Linked DNA regions of Homo sapiens: region 1 is linked to region 2. A link is an interaction called in ENCODE POLR2A ChIA-PET data of the cell type or tissue named here. Cell type or tissue: GM12878. All regions are shown on one strand. Links, peaks and the distances in the headings refer to the core of each region. The heading gives the core; the rest is flanking DNA.

Region 1 (2,913 bases), core at 96-2,595, 1.6 Mb before region 2:
ACAGCTTGCCCTGTGTGGCATTGGGTCTGAGTGACTCATGCACGACCTAGCAGGAGAGACAGACTAGAAAAAAGCTCCAGGGTCTAAAACCCAAGGCCAGATGGTGAGTCGTGGGCCAGTGAGGGAGATGATACACAGAGAGCAGCAGCCTGATTTGGAGGGGATCTGTCTTGCAGGGACCACTCTGAGGTGTGTTCCAGACCATGCTCAGCGGTGCCCAGCAGGATGGAGCTCTGCTGTTTGTGGAGGCCACCTGCTCACGCACCCACTGAGCTCATGACTCCTCCCACCCTGCCCTGCTTCACGGCCCTGCCCCTGAAGGCTGCCTCCTGGGTCCTCTCCAGATAAGCCACATTCACTTGCATCCTTAACTGGACACTTCTATCCAAAGACAGGCTGGAGCCTTTGGAAGCTGACAGCCACAGCTTGGGGAACAGTGTGACCCCAGGCTTTCCTGGCATTCACGTTGAATCACTTGTCTAATGTCACACAGCATTTAAGAGGCAGATCCAGGATTTGAAGCAGATCACTGGGCCCTGGAGGCTACACTGTTCACCACCCTGCTGTGATGCCTTCAGAAGATAAAACAGGCACATTCCGGGTAAATATGCAGGCTAACGCATGCATGGAAAAAATTTCCCTGGTATGAACATGTACGTGAGTAGAAAAAGTTGCTTAAGACCTATGATGCCAGAGAAAGTGGGCATGACTGTGACTCAAGATGTGGAGCTGGCGTGAAAAGAGGGGCAGGAACTGCATCCGCAGTGAGCCTCCCATGCATTCCTGGGGGCTCCAGCAGCAAAGCAGGATTTTGGAAATAAGGAAAGCTGCTTGTTCGAAATAATTTTCTTCTGTCAGTCCAGCCTTTAATTAGCCAAGGTAAAAACATTGAACTAGGAATCCCGAGACTTAAGCTTGAGTCCTGACCCAACCTATAAATTCACTGTGTGACCTTGGGAGGCTTGCATAACCTCTCTGAGCTTTCCCTTCTTTGTAAATTGCACAATATTACCTTCAAATGTAATCATGTGAGAAAGAAACTGCAGCTGCTTCTTGGGTTTAGAGCTGCAGCATCTGTGTGGGTTCTCAGAAGTACCATAGCCCTGACTACAAATTATCTCATAGCCAAGAGAACAACCTCATGGAACTCGAAAGTTGAAATTCACTCAGTCTGGGTTTTTTATATTTATTCTGGGGAACTTTTGGGGAAATGACTACAGTCAACCACTCTTATGCAACAATAAAGACGCAGACATTTTTTGAAAGAAAACTGAGTTCTAGTCAAATTAATGAGATTAATATAAGTAATTAATTTATTGGAGAAGAATTTATCAATTTGGATAGCCTTTTATTTTCATTTGGAATTTGAAATTACATTAGTAGAGATAAGTTGATGGTTTTTAGTTTCATTATTATGACACGTTGCATTAAAAACAATACTTTCCAGGTGACATCGATAGTTAAGAAAAAGTTAGAGGATAAAACCTCAAAAAGAGTAAGAAATCTAAAAGTCTAGATCAGTGTTTTACAGAACTCAGGTTTTCAGATGACTCCTTTGGGATAATCAGCTTTCTGCAGTTATGTTATGTATGGGACATTTTTGGGTGGCAATAAAGAAAAAGAGGTAGGGGTCAGGCCTATGGGACTGGGAGGCCCGCTACGCAACTCAGAATGGCTGGGACTTCTCGGAGCCCATGCTTCCATTTAGAGGGCCCAATAGAACCGTTTTCTTTGTGGCAGATAAAACCATGGCTAAGTGCAGTGGCTTACGCCTGTAACCCCCACACTTTGGGAGGCTGAGGTGAGAGGGTCATTTGAGGTCAGCAGTTCACAACCAGCCTGGCCAAAATGGTGAAACCCGTCTCTATTAAAAATACAAAAATTAGCTGGGCATGGTGGCAGGCACTTGTAATCCCAGCTACTCAGGAGGCTGAGGCAGGAGAATTGCGTGAACCTAGGAGACGGAGGTTGCAGTGAGCAGAGATCTCACCACTGCACCCAAGCCTGGGAGACAGAGCAAGACTCTGTCAAAAAAAGAAAAAAAGAAAAAAAAAAAAACCACACAAAAACAAAAAGGACCCAGAAGCAGTCCTTCAGGTTAAATGATACTTCCTTGTCATATGAAGGCCGCATGGGCCCAGTGCCCTGCTGGGCAAATGGAGTTTCCCAGTAATTCGGAATTGGGGGAACCTACACTGTGAGCCCCATGGCGCTCTGAAGGCTGAGACTTGGTGTTAGCCAGGAACTGTCCTTTTGTTGTTGTGTTACATCACTGTGTTAAATTGAACCATTCTGGTGTTCTAGGCTTGTTTTATCATATTTGTAAATGTTTCGGTTTAGTAGTTACAGGAGAGTTAGAGCGTATGGTAATGTTATCTGATCTGACTAAAGTACTATTTAAGGACAGCGGTGGGAAATATGGCCTATGAGAGCCCAAATGTTACAGGCTACAACTGAGACTCCAAAGAGAACCTGGCCTCTCAGACTCAGCAAATGGAATTCTTGGTTCAAGGGCTGGTTTGCCCAGCATGTGTCGGTGCCCACACTTGGAGCAACCTGCCAGCACCAGGATGGGTCCCACTGGAGGAAGCAGCAGTCGATGCTCTAATGCGGTGGGAAGAACAAGGAGCAATTCTGAAAACAGAAGTGTCAAAGTTACCATCCCTTCTCTTGGTTCCTGAGAATCCTTGGCCAGAAGACACAAACACCTGCCTTCCTTGCTCCAGGAACCAGAGAGGTGGTGTAGACCTCAGGAAGTCTGCTCAAGGACAAGAGGCAGTCAGCGGCTTCCAGAACAGCTTCTAGATTGTGGGGGAGTGGGGAAGGGCTGGTCTGGGAGCAGGAAGAAGCTCAGTTCTGCTGCTGGCTGGCTGTGTGCCCACAGACAAGGAAGTCTCTTTCACTGTCCAAGCC
Region 2 (2,913 bases), core at 282-2,781:
CATCATTGTCAATCCTGAAATTATAGTGTGCCATGGAAGACCTCAGAAATTGAGGCTTCAGAAACTGTTACAATGAGAACATACAAATCAGCCCGTGGTTCCCAAAGGCCCTGGACATAGTCGCCCCGGCAGAGGAGCCTGGGACCAACCTGTGCCAGGATCCGGAAACAAAATGAGCACCCTGGAGAGGCAACTGTCCCTCCTTGTAATCCTGGGTGGAAGTTTATAGTATTCAATTAGTTATTCCAGAGCCTTGTTGGTGTGCAGACTATTTTCTACCGCCCTCCTGACAATGATTAAGCAGAAGGAGGGAGAAAAGGACAAATCTATATTAATAGCCCCCTCTATTTAAACAACCCTGTGATTTTCATCATGTGGAGGCTGGAGATTGTGTTTTTTCAGTTCTTTCTGTCACCAACTCAGCTACTGGATGTACCTGGGTACACACCTGCCAACAGAGACCCAGCAAGAGATGGAGGCTGGAGGGAGAGGCATGAGCTTAAAGCACCAGCCATAACAGAGAACTTACAGAAAGATAATGTCATTCAGTGTTATCTGGTAGAAAACTCCAATGTTCCTAAGATCCAGCTAAGAAGTGCTCCCATTCTCCATTCCCAAGGTTCACCCCTGGAACAGTCTGGAATTGTCTTTAGAGGAAAAGAATTCAATCACTTCAGAAAATCAGCAAATATATATTAAGCACAAACAAAATTCAAGGTATGGTATACCTGCAAATAGATTGAGATATGAGAATTTTCCCATCTTTAAGGGATTTATCATTGTAAAGGAAGTTATTAGAAGTAGGACCTGGGACGTGGATGGTAGGCATAGGCTGGCTGTTCAGAGGCCTATGCACAAGCATTCCCTGCCACAAGGGTGGAGCTCCATTTCCAGCTTGTGACTGCTGGAGAGACAGTGGTGTGTGGAGTTGGGGGGCATTATATGGATGTGTGCCCCTTTAAGAAGGTTTTGATGGGCGGGGCGTGGTAGCTCACACTTGTAATCCCAGCACTTTGGGAGGCCAAGGAGGGTAGATCACTTGAGGTCAGGAGTTCAAGACCAGCCTGGCAGACATGGTGAAACCCCGTCTCTACTAAAAATAAAAAAACTAGCCGGGCATGGTGGCAGGCGCCTGTAATCCCAGCTACTCGGGAGGCTGAGGCAGGACAATTGCTTGAACCCAGCAGGTAGAGGTTGCAGTGAGCAGAGATCACACCACTGCACTCCAGCCTGGGTGACAAAGTGAGAATCTGTCTAAAAAAAAAAAAAAGAAGGTTTTAATGACTAACTTCAGTAGCCTTGTTACCTGCCTGAGCAAGCCCACTCCAAAAATACCCTCTTGTCCCCCAGCCACTTTGCAGCTAGCAGTGGTCATAGGGTAGGGTTCTGGTTTGGGCCAGCGAGATGTCTGCTGGGAGAGGCTTCCAGAAAAGCTTTGCATTCCAGATGAACACACAGACTCAGCTGGTACATTTGTTTGCCATTTAGTGTGCTCCACCCTTCTCCCCCTTCTCCCTACCTGGAAAAGAATTGTGAGGCCTCCAGGGACAGGGGACGGTAGCCATTTAGCCACCACAAGGCAACATGAATCATTCATATTCCAAAGCCCTAGGGATGTAGAATTGAAACAGAAGTGTCCTCTACCCAACCTCGACTACCTACTCAAGACTTCCTGTTATGCAGAAGGAAAAAAGTCCCTGTTAATATCTTCCGTAGCAGTCAGGTGTTTTGTGGTTTGCAGCCGACTTCACCACTAACAGAGATACCAACACGCTTAAGTTATGCGACCAATAGACACAGAAGATGAAAGTCGTTGCAAGAAATTTCCATTGTCTTGATCTTGAACTGACTTCATCAAGAATATTACCTATCTCTTCAGCTGTGAAACTTCTGACCAATGGAAGAGGATTTGCAGATTCTCAGGGCAAAACCAGATGAAATGGTTGGCAACTGTAAGGTTTTTATTTTATTGCAGGTGGCATTTAAGGCCCTCAGCTGAGTGGGTGCCTACGCGGCAACGTAGTTAAAACAAATGGCATAAAGCAGGTCTTCTGGTCACTGTGGAGTGGCTTACTAACTCAACTGCTCCAACCAACAGGCTGCATTTGGGCTTTTCTAAGACAGGAACCCTATCTTCTCCAGATATTATTTACTTTCCTTTACTTTCCTCCTTTTTTTTTTTTTTTTTTTTTTTTTGAGACGGAGTCTCACTCTGTCGCCAGGCTGGAGTGCAGTGGCGTGATCTCGGCTCACTGCACCCTCCACCTCCCGGGTTCAAGCGATTCTCCTGCCTCAGCCTCCATAGTAGCTGGGACTGTAGGTGTGTGCCACCACACCCAGCTAATTTTTGTATTTTTAGTAGAGACAGGGTTTCTCCATGTTGGCCAGGATGGTCTGGATCTCTTGACCTTATGATCCACCCACCTCGGCCTCCCAAAGTGCTTAGATTACAGGCGTGAGCCACTGCTCCCGGTCTTACTTTCTTCTTTCAAAGGGTCTCCTGATTCTGTTCTCACTGGGAAGCAAGGCTTCCAGAACTAAAGGCACAGAAGTAGACCATGGCTGGGAACCGTACTCTGGGATAAGACCTCTGAATGAATGCACTACTTTTTTTTTTTTTTTTTTTTTTTTGCCCTTGATCAAGTTTTTTTTCATTTTTAAATTTTTAACTGTGCTTAAAAAAAACATAAAAATTTACCATTTTAACCATTTTTAAGTGTACGGTTTGTAGGGTTAAGTATATCTACATTATTGTGCAGATCTCCAGAGGTCTTTCATCTTGCAAAGCTGAAACTTTGTGCCCCCTGAACAACAGCTCCCCATTCTCCCTCCCCAGCCCCTGGCAACCATCATTCTACCTTCTGTTTTTATGAATTCGTCATTCTAGGTAGCTCGTATAAGCAGAGTCATACA

Evidence for each region. ChIA-PET counts read pairs that join two places held together with the same protein. Peaks named below come from ENCODE experiments on the same cell type or tissue, not always from the same donor. Only the 100,000 strongest peaks of a DNase experiment are listed, where the experiment ranks them.
Region 1: POLR2A ChIA-PET joins it to region 2 with 16 read pairs; 1 of 35 experiments calls an interaction of 5 or more read pairs at or near these places.

Annotation. Positions count from the first base shown.
Region 1 is chr20:23,114,145-23,117,057 of GRCh38, reverse strand. No RefSeq gene overlaps it. Among named protein-coding and RNA genes, the nearest start is that of LINC00656, 17 kb to the left of the region's middle. RefSeq lists silencers at 67-249, 187-256. In GM12878, for the core only: no CTCF peak of the experiment used is centred there; a DNase peak (open chromatin) is centred at 1,127.
Region 2 is chr20:21,547,342-21,550,254 of GRCh38, reverse strand. No RefSeq gene overlaps it. Among named protein-coding and RNA genes, the nearest start is that of BETALINC1, 19 kb to the right of the region's middle. In GM12878, for the core only: no CTCF peak of the experiment used is centred there; a DNase peak (open chromatin) is centred at 1,724.